Linked DNA regions of Homo sapiens: all the other regions are linked to region 2. A link is a contact called in ENCODE Hi-C or POLR2A ChIA-PET data. All regions are on one chromosome and are shown on one strand. The core of a region is the stretch at or near the end of the contact, and the rest is flanking DNA. Distances in the headings are between cores, read along the strand shown. Region 1 overlaps ST6GALNAC3 (ST6 N-acetylgalactosaminide alpha-2,6-sialyltransferase 3). Region 2 overlaps ST6GALNAC3 (ST6 N-acetylgalactosaminide alpha-2,6-sialyltransferase 3). Region 3 overlaps ST6GALNAC3 (ST6 N-acetylgalactosaminide alpha-2,6-sialyltransferase 3).

Evidence for each region. Hi-C counts contacts between places; a loop is a spot of excess contacts on that map. ChIA-PET counts read pairs that join two places held with the same protein, here RNA polymerase II (POLR2A). Pooled maps may share reads with other maps.
Region 1: a loop to region 2 is called in a map of CD8-positive, alpha-beta T cell, with 2.0 times the contacts of the local background. The contact joins two enhancer-like sites. A Hi-C loop is called at or near these places in 4 of 168 maps with a recorded cell type or tissue (CD8-positive, alpha-beta T cell, heart left ventricle and naive thymus-derived CD4-positive, alpha-beta T cell), 1 of 37 single-sample maps with no recorded cell type and 13 of 50 pooled maps. POLR2A ChIA-PET finds 5 or more read pairs at or near these places in 1 of 52 experiments (activated CD4-positive, alpha-beta T cell).
Region 3: a pooled map shows a loop between it and region 2 (9-fold over the local background). The contact joins two enhancer-like sites. A Hi-C loop is called at or near these places in 1 of 168 maps with a recorded cell type or tissue (heart left ventricle), 1 of 37 single-sample maps with no recorded cell type and 2 of 50 pooled maps. POLR2A ChIA-PET finds 5 or more read pairs at or near these places in 1 of 52 experiments (OCI-LY7).

What each region holds. Positions count from the first base shown.
Region 1 is chr1:76,267,372-76,270,629 of GRCh38, reverse strand. All of the region lies in intron 1 of ST6GALNAC3 (ST6 N-acetylgalactosaminide alpha-2,6-sialyltransferase 3), which reads right to left. Among named protein-coding and RNA genes, the nearest start is that of ST6GALNAC3, 190 kb to the right of the region's middle. Within about 2 kb of position 1,334, at least 3 of the 41 ENCODE cell types and tissues checked have a DNase peak (open chromatin) inside an H3K27ac peak, as active enhancers do; they include CD8-positive, alpha-beta T cell, where a contact is called at or near this core.
Region 2 is chr1:76,153,353-76,156,740 of GRCh38, reverse strand. All of the region lies in intron 1 of ST6GALNAC3 (ST6 N-acetylgalactosaminide alpha-2,6-sialyltransferase 3), which reads right to left. Among named protein-coding and RNA genes, the nearest start is that of ST6GALNAC3, 80 kb to the right of the region's middle. RefSeq lists a silencer at 2,351-2,460. Within about 2 kb of position 1,905, at least 19 of the 41 ENCODE cell types and tissues checked have a DNase peak (open chromatin) inside an H3K27ac peak, as active enhancers do; they include CD8-positive, alpha-beta T cell and OCI-LY7, where a contact is called at or near this core.
Region 3 is chr1:76,217,860-76,221,239 of GRCh38, reverse strand. The region is part of intron 1 of ST6GALNAC3 (ST6 N-acetylgalactosaminide alpha-2,6-sialyltransferase 3); the gene reads right to left. Among named protein-coding and RNA genes, the nearest start is that of ST6GALNAC3, 140 kb to the right of the region's middle. Within about 2 kb of position 1,604, at least 2 of the 41 ENCODE cell types and tissues checked have a DNase peak (open chromatin) inside an H3K27ac peak, as active enhancers do; they include OCI-LY7, where a contact is called at or near this core.

The DNA of each region.
Region 1 (3,258 bases), core at 85-2,584, 110 kb before region 2:
TTTCAGTTTCATTATAACTGGGTAGCAACCAAATGAAACTCTTTTAGAAATGAAACAATAAAGAGAGATGACAGGAACTGTTCTAAGGTTGCCAACTTTTTTTTTTTTTTTTTTTTTTTTTTGAGACAGAGTTTCACTCTTGTCACCTAGGCTGGAGTGCAGTGGTGCGATCTCGGCTCACTGCAACCTCCGCCTCCCAGGTTCAAGCAATTCTCCTGCCTCAGCGTCCTGAGTAGCTGGGATTACAGGCACCTGCCACCATGCCTGGCTTATTTTTATACTTTTAGCAGAGTCGGGATTTCACCATGTTGGCCAAGCTGGTCTTGAACTCCTGACCTCAGGGGATCCACCAGCTTTGGCCTCCCAAAGTGCTAGGATTACAGATGTGAGCCACCGTGCCTGGCCAGTTGCCAACTTTTCATTTTGTCAAGTAAATATACCCAATGAGATATTTTGGGACAACCAGAGTAAAAAAGTACATTAATATCAAAATAAGTTCAATAATTTCAACTTTATGAATTCTTTATTTTTTCTCAGCATGTCAGAGAAATTTTCTCAGGAACCACTATTTGGGGGGTATGGATGCAAATGCCCATGAATCCCTTATCCAGAATGATAACAGCTCTGCATGAGGCTCTATTAGGGAGCACAGAGATGATTCTAACTTCATGCTTCACATTAGGGTGAAAAAGAGGACCTCTGCCTCCCTGGGTTCCAGGCACACATGCATTACGGCATCCCCTCTAAGTCACAACGCTGAAGAGCAGTTAGAATCTGGGAGAGAAGACAGGGCTCATTAACAAGGTCTCAGATTTTGGAGGGTGTATTCATAGTGGATGTGACACAGCCCAGGGTCTTCAGATAACTAGACAACCAGTTTTCTTTTTTCCAGTCTTTTCAAAATCCTTCAACAGCGTTTGCTGATCAGCACATGGCATGTGGCCTTATACTAAGAAAGCCACAGTAGGAGAGTCAGTTCCATTATAACTGGATACCTACCAAATGAAACTTTAAAGCAGGTTGTGCAAACCGGTGGTGCACAAACTGAATATGGCACCCAAATATGTTTTCCAGGTTAGGGGAATCACCAAGGATATTCCCATACTTTAGCTGTCTATGTTTAAATATTGTGAAGTTTGCCTAAGACTCTGTATTTCTAACTTCTCTTGAAAAATCTGAAAATTTGGCAACAAAGGGCCCTCATTCCAGCATGGCCACAAGTGACTGCAGCTGTGCAGAGATAAGCCCTGCCCTCTTCCCTTGGCTGAGTCATTATATTACATTACTTGCCTGGCGTCAGGAAACACCCATGTTGGTAACTTCTGGCTTAGCATATGGAAGGTTATTTATACTCCATACAATCCCTAAAAGGATTGAAAGAAACTTAGAAAAGACTGACAACAAGGAGGAAGGGGGAAGAGGGAGAAGAAACAATTAGATAGAGCCGTGAGTAGGGTCATGACCCACAGTATCCACCACACAATTATATACACTTTCCTGGAGATGGGCTGCAAATTTGGTTCCAGGCTTCTTCACAACTGACCGGAGTTTAGAGTTTGAGACCAGAACAAGTCAAATTCCCTCCCTCTAGGGAAATACAGTTTTGCTGTAGTAATAACATTAAATGCCATGCAGCAATAAAACATGAAAAAAAGGGTAAGACAAGGCGGCATAAAGTGCCGAAATGTGTAGTCTTGGGGGTGACAGAGTGATCTGGGAGGTCCCTGGTGGGAGAGGGCCACGGCGAGGAATGAGTAAGATGGAGATATTTGACAAAGTGGCCCTCAGCTGAGCCACGGAAGGTGGGTACATCGTGGTTAGGCAGAGCACTCCATCAGCGGTGTAGAGGAAAATACAATTGTGTCAAAACAACAGGAGAAAAGCCTGTCAAATTCATTCAGCCATCAGGTAATGCCCTCAACTTCCAGCACATCTACTTTGCTTCCTCAAGTATTTTCTTTATTTGGGTTGCTGTCAAACTGTGGGAAATTCTAAGCTAGTTAGAAATGAAATGCCTCTTGGAGTTCAGTGCATAAGTACCTCAGCTCTGAGACTTGGGGATCAAATTTCTTTCTCTCTCTTCAAATCAAGATCACTCGTGCATGGCTTGACCGACTTGTTTTGTGTGGGGGCTGGAGGGAAAGGCTGACTGCCACCAGGCTGTGCTCAGAAAGGAAAGGTCCCACACATTGTGGCAGTCTCAGTCCCCCTGGCTCTGGCACCCCAGTGAAACACACTGCATCTGCTTTCTCTCTCTTAAATCTGCATCAAGCATCATCAAGACAAATTCTGGCAACTACTTACTGGACAATCTCACCTCTATTTCTGCATGTCACTGATGTAGAGTTTTGTGTGGCCTTAGTGAAATTAATGGCAAATCCATTTGGCAAAGCAAAATAAATCCCAAATTAACAAACGGCACCACTACCACTTCTCGGTTTATTAGTGGAGAAAGATATATTTTGTGCATTTTCTTCAGTTCAATATCTTATCTGTATCAAAATGAGGAACAAAGAGCTCATCACATCAATAATGGAATTTCAAGCAGCCATGGGGATAGGACTACAATTTTCTTCCCTACATAAATGGAGATCTGTGAGTCCTATAGGGAACGGACTCTTTCCAGACAAATCAATTAAAAAATTATAAAGCATTTTGGTTGCTCAGTTAGATGGATGTGAGAACATCATATACTTCCTTTTCTCTTCTCTATACTGCAGAAGGTAGAAAGTTGCAGTCTTTTTTCTTGAGATATTGACCACATCCTCATATCAAAGCAGTCACAGTCATTAGAGAGTCTGCCAGTATTTCTGTAAGAAACCCTATCTGGGGAGGATTTACAGAATATCAGCTGCTTTCCATTCACAAAGAGCTGACTTTAAAGCAAGGGTTTCAGTTGCCATGAATTCCCTTCATTTGCCTATTACACATAGAGCAAAGCCATTTTTTATGGTTTTGACCATTTGCAATTTTACGGAGGTGATAATGAAGATAACAGTCTACTTCCTTCAGAAAATATATATTTTTTCAAGTCTAAGAATCATAAAGATCAGATTCTTATTCAACCTCAGTATGAAAATATATTTATCAAAAAAATCTGTATTTCATTTTCAGATAGACTCTGAAGAAAACGTGGTAAAAAAATGCAGTGAGAGTGGTTGCAGATGCTCTGTTCTGGTAAAGAGAAAGAAAGAGCAAAGTAGAGGAGAAAGAAAATAAAGTAAGGAAGGTAGTTCTGCCTCTTTTGACTTTGGACAG
Region 2 (3,388 bases), core at 656-3,155:
GCCAGGGCTTTTTGGAGAAATGACTGATTCAAGGACTAGGGCAGAAGATGTACAAGATAATCCTGGAGTATCTTGTAGTGAGTGCCACAAAGAAAGCAAGAAAGAAACACCTCAAAAACAAAAACCCGCAATGATGGGGGTGTGTCAAAGGGACACAGGAGTCACGTGAAACAGCTCCCAGAGGCAAAAAAAAAACCAAACAAAATCTAGTAGTATACTATTTGATTATAACTCAAAGTATGGAATAAATCTCTATGAGTCCATATTGATAGAAATAAACAATTGAATACGTAAATAAATGGGGAAGAAGAGAGAAATTTTCTGTGCAGAGAAATTTCAAAAATGTTTATAGGTACTGTGCTCTCTGAGGGTGGAATATAACTCCCCCTCCTTAAGTGTGGACTACACGTGGTCACTTTCTTGTGATAGTACAGTATAAAAAAAGGAGAGGGGACAGTAACTTTACGAGAAGAAACCTGACAAACACCGTCTCAGCGAGGTGATGACGTTCAACATCTACAACGTTAAATCATGTTAATAATATGTACCCTGAATATGATGTGATAAGAATGGCATTTTCTCTCTGCCTTCTTCCTCTCAAAAACCCATAACCCCAGTCTAATTATTAGAAAACCTTAGACAAATTCCAAAAGAGGAACCTTCTACTAAACTCCTGAGCAGTACTCCTCAAAACTGTCAAGGTCATTAAAAACAAGTTTAAAGTCTGAGAAACCACTACCGCCAGCAGGATCTTAAGAAGACATGACAACTAAGGTAAGGCGGTATCCTGGGTAGGCTCCCGGAGCAGAAAAAGGACACTAGGTCAAAATAAAGGAAATCCGAATAAAGTATTGGCTTCAGTTAATAATAATGTATCAATATTCCTTCACTAATTGTAACAAATGTGTTATGCTAATATGATTAAAACAACAACAACAGGAGAAACTATATGTTAAAAATAGGAGGCCGGGCGCGGTGGCTCACACCTGTAATCCCAGCACTTTGGGAGGCCAAGGCAGGTGGATCACGAGGTCAGGAGATCGAGACCATCCTAGCTAACACGGTGAAACCCTGTCTCTACTAAAAATATTAAAAAAAAAAAAAAATTAGCCAGGCGTAGTGGCGGGCGCCTGTCGTCCCAGCTATTCGGGAGGCTGAGGCAGGAGAATGGCATGAACCCGGGAGGCGGAGCTTGCAGTGAGCCGAGATTGCGCCACCGCACTCCAGCCTGGACGACAGAGACTCCGTCTCAAAAAAATAAAATAAAATAAATAAAAAAAGGAGAAAGTGGGGGAACTCTTGCTATATTCATAGTTTTTCTGCAAATCTAAAGCTGTTTGAAACAAAGTTGATTAAAACAACCAAAAATTACCCATGCCTGGCACATAGTAATTCTCTATAATAATTTGGCTGTAGTGACGGTAGCAGTAGTACTCATGGCTCCAGTGTAGGCGCATGGAGGAGACGGGGGTCGGGGGGCAAGATTTGCTGAGTCCTTTATGTTCTTCCTGTGGGAATTTAGGTTCAAAGGTCCAGGAAATAAACTGTCACTGTGCTGGTCACCACCCAACAACCACTTCTAGACCCTGTACCAAGGGCAGCAAAGCCCGTAGCTTTATAGTGACTTTGTAGGGAGGAGGGCACTCCCCGATTCCCACAAATAAAGAGAAGGTCACCCTCACATACACACATCCTCCAAGGCAAAAAAAATAAAAAATAAAAAGATTGGTGGAAATGCAAATGCAAAGAAAATGCAAAGATTTCAATCAAGAGGTGTTTTGTAATCAGAAGGAACTTCTAATCAAGGGCCAAGAAACTGACCCCACCCAGTGGCTGCCAGATGACCTAAAAACCCGGAAGTCAGAATGGTGGTTTTCGTTAAATGGTAGCGCTCCCTGGTGTATTGAGCTGGTGAAATATGGCTTGTATTTCCCTTGCCTGCATGCAGTCTTAAATCCTCCCTCAATAGAAAATCTCCTGTCAGGCTGATCCACACTAACCACGGGCACTCCTGCTCTCCCCAAAATAAGCAAGATCAGCCCAGGAAGTCAAGTCCTCATCTCCTGTCAGATGTCAACACAAGCATGCTACGGCCACATTGCAACCAGGTTAGGGACAAAGAAGAGCAGCCTGGATGTACAGCATTACCAAGGCGGATGCTTCTGTGAGCGTCAAAAACCCTGGGTTACAATCACGTTTCACTAACGAAACACAAACAAGCAGTGGCTGTGCTTCATTTGCAACAGGCGTTTCCAGACACTAATATTGCCCACACTTGCTTGAGTTGGAGAATGTCTTTACATTCATAACAAACCTTGAAAGTAGAAGCTGAGACACAAAGTAGCAGCTTAAATGCAGTGCTCTTCGGGGACTTCACTAAGAAACAACCTGAGTGTTCCCCAGTACGATTGCTTTAAGAGTGACGAGAGCGCCCTCTCGTGGGGGAGAAAGGGCCCTGCATGCAGGGTGCAAACCTGTGAGGGCCAATGCACCACCGGCTACGGGGTCAGCCTGGGTTGGATTCATGTGGTTGGTGCCTGCTCTGTTTTCTCCTCCTCATGATCTTGGTGGTGTTCCAAGAGAATTGTCCACCCACATAAGCAAGAGAAAATTCCAGGGGTGAAATGACTGGACTATTTTTAAGCCGACTGGGCCAGGTTGGGTTTCATGTCTCTCCTGATCAGTGTTTGCCTGAGTTTGCAGCTCATTCTCATCACGGAAAAAGCCCTCCCGACTACAGACGGCGGGACAGGCAACTCATCACTGTGACGGAACCCAAGCCAACTCTTTAAGCCAGTGGGCAAGGTCTTAGATAAGACACCAAAATGGAGAAAGTTGCCCATTGCTGAGGGGCGCCCGTTTGGACAAACAGCAAAATGGGGCCAGCCAAGAGCATCATTTCAGACAGAGAAAAACGAGAAGGGAAGGGGCTCAGAGGCATTGGCCTGAAACAGAATATGACTAACTGTTCCCTGTCTAGGTCAACTCCTTAGGACATAAAAATAAGCCACTCAAACAAAGCCATGGTTAGTGTTTTAAACAAAATATAGATATGTTTAAAACTTAGCAACACAGGACAAGTTATACCAACAGCAAAACACAGAAAAATCTGAGGTGAGGGAGTAAGGAGTAAGTCCCTTTGCCTGAATTCATGCCATGTTTTATTAAAGTGAACAAGGAATAGCCATGCTTGAAATCCCCTCCCCAAACGGCTTTGTTAGCTGGACACAGCCACTCCATCTCAGGTGTAATTTCGCACGCACAGGCAGGTGAGGTCCTGAGTTGGGGACAGCTCTCTGGCGGTGAGACATCTCCCCAGAGGCTCACAGGTACACTCTAGCCGCCTATGGGTCTATAGGAGCCCTGGGGAAGAAAAGATGGAGTTTCT
Region 3 (3,380 bases), core at 355-2,854, 65 kb before region 2:
AAATTATGCGACATGATTATGACCTGTGTGCCTCTAATGTTTTTTACATTGAGGGTTCTAGAACCAAAGAATTTCTTTATACTTATCCATCCATTCCACCCATCACTTCTATCTTCCCAGTAGGAGCAGTCTTAGAACCTTTGATTTACAAAGGCTTCCCACCTTATCCAGTAGGATCTCTTCTCCAGGCTGCACCAGGCTGCATTGATTGCTCCAAAGCCAATCTGGCCATGGGGTGAAAATAAACTGCTTAACGGGCTTGTGTCTCAACAGGGCAGGACCACCTATGTGACAACTGTTACCTTTGGAAATATCAGACTATGCACCTGTCAAGACTGGGATGGTTTTCACCAGGCAGTTTTGCAATGTTTTTTGAAAGTGCAAATGTCACAATCAAGTATAATCTGAAGTTCTTGCCCATGTAAATATCTCTGAGAAGAAGAAGAACACAATAACACCATGGCTGGCTGCCCACTCCAGGCATTTACATGAGCTATTCCCTAGTCCAAAGCCCCTAGCCTGCCCCAACAGCTCCACCAGGTTAACACTCACTCTCCTTCAGGACCTGGCTTAAACCCTACTTCATTCAGGAGGAAGTCATTGCGTCCTCCACCAAGTCAGCATTAGATCATCCTGCCATGTGCCCTCAAAACACTGTCCTCTAAATTATAATGGCCTGATTATTTGTTTGTATTGGTTGATAGATTACAAGATCTGTGAAGGCCTGAGTAGCCCCATTTCCTGGCATATAGTATGCCCTCAAATATTAGTTAAATGGAATGATTGTCTCAATTAATCATGCATGCAGGCATGAAATATTTTAAAAATGAACCAAACTGCTAAAGTTATTTTACTTTGTATAAAATGCTTGTTTTAAAAAAGAACTGTAAGCAAAGAGGATTTACTTATATAATACACATATCTTCCTTAATGTGAATTTTTTTCTGTCTCTGATGTCTCCTAAAAAATACAAATTAGGTAGATAATTCTTCAAGAAGTCATCTAGAAGCAGACTGTTACATTGCAGGGAAAAAAATTCAAGAAAGTTTATTCTGTCTTCATACTTCTGGTGAAATTTACCAGCATATTAGGTGAGATCTTGTGAAATTTGAATCAAAGAACCCAAAAAATTTTAAAAAGTTATGACAAAAAAGACAATTAATAGGGAATAAGTATTTCTACTTTTGAGTTTGCCATTACACATTTTCAAGCAAAAGTGGTGCCTACAGATAACAATAATAAGCCTCCTTCTCATTCACCACTGTGTACCCTCTCTATAACAACCACCACGAGTCACAGGAATTGCTCAGGGTTGGGTGCTGCAGCAACTCAGGAAACCAGAGCAAGATCCAGAACCGCTCCCCTCGGGTCTAGAAATGCAACTCTCCAATCCTAACTTATTTAACACAAGAACTATGACTGCGTTAAAGGACACCAAGATTATGTATGAGTCCTTTTCAACCACAGAATTTGATTTAGTTACAGACAGAAAATGGCACACTATCAAATCATGCCACTTCATATGTGATATGACACATCCACCACATCCAGTCCCAAGGGGCCTCATGCCTCTTACTAACACACTTTTAGTGATGTATGGCCAAAACCCTTTCACCATTTAGGGCCCCTGATCGCCAGGAAAATCGCCATGTGATGGTTCTAGGGAGAGCACATTTCTGTGCCCAGGGGAAGCTGGCCTCAAGGACCCCCTCAGACTCCAGCACCTGCTTTGCTGCAGAGACAAGCTAGGATAAAACACCAGGCAGAGGGTTCACATCTAAGAGCCCAGAGGTTTGCATCTGCACCTGCTCTGCCTTTGCCACTGAATCACATGGGACCTCAAAAACATTTCCTGAGTTCTCAATACTTCAGGCTTCATTTGGTTTTCTAGGTTGATGAAAAGAATATAGTTATAAACTTAAGTGAGGGGCTGGGAAATAGCTAAGAGAGAAGAAAGAAAGATTATTCAACCTTGAAGGAGGTAGCAGAAGCAGAGCAGGAACAGCCATATCCTGTGTGAGCATATGTTATATGCAGGGAACCAAACTGCAAATGCGAAATATCCCATATCATTGAATCATCCCAACTAGCTACCATGGCAGGAATCAGTATCTCCATTTTACAGAGGATAAAGAGAATCTCCGTAGGTTCAAAACACAAAGCTAGTTTCAGTTCCTTTACATACTTATTATGTGACCTTGGGCAACATATTACTTAAAATCTCAAGGCAGTTTCCTTAGCCATAAAATGGGGATAATACTACCTACACTATATAATTGTTACAAGGATTAAATTCAAAATACATGCAAATCCCTTAGTGCCTGATATGGTAAATAACTAATAAACATAAATAGCACAAGTAATTATTGTCTATACTACAAATGATGGCAATAAAAGTGCCAGTAACAATAACAAATAGAACAATCTTTTTGTGAAGTGGCAGAGCTGGGATTCAAACATAGATCTGCCAGATTCTAAAGCCTTTGCTCTTAATTCATACATCTGCAATATAACCCTTAGCTAATAAGAATTAAGCTGCAGGAATGGATGTATCCAGGAGGAAAAGAAAGGACGGAAAGAGGGGAGGCATGGAAAGAAAAAGCAGATAAATGTTGATATATAAAAATAAACATGTGAATACATACATTATAGATATAATTTTTCCTTTAGAAAATGGTGAACAGCTTTTCTTTTAAAATTGTATATGCACATGTTGCATTGTTTCTTTAGGTCAGGTATTTTACAGTAGATATAGTTATCCTCACCATACCAGCTTGGGGCTGGAGAATCTATCTGATGGAAGGTACTCAATAAAGATTTGCTGATTGAGCTTTCTTTCCAAGGAGATCTTGATTAGAGCAGAAGGGCAAATACTCTAGCCTCCAAGGTCTTTGACATGGGCAGGAGGCTGCCTCCTCTGGAAAGGCTGCAGGACTGCTCTGCCTGAAGGTGGCCTCCGGGGCCAGGGTGAGTAATCAGATCCATATCCAGCCCCAACCTTTGATAGTCTATTCAAAGTTGGGTTTGCAGAATGGCCATAATCAAAAAAATCAAAAAATAATAAATATTGGCATGGATGTGGTGAAAAGGGAACACTTTTACACTCTTGGTGGGAATGTAAACTAGTACAACAACTATGGAAAACAGTGTGGAGATTCCTTAAAGAACTAAAAGTAGAACTATCATTTGATCCAGCAATTCCACTCCTGGGTATCTACCTAGAGGAAAAGAAGTTATTATACAAAAAAAAAATTGCACACGCATGTTTATAGCAGCGTAATTTGCAATTGCCAAAATATAAAACCAACCCAAATGTCCATCCGCCAACAAGCTGATAAAGAAAATGTGGTATATATATACCATAGAATACTACTCAGCCA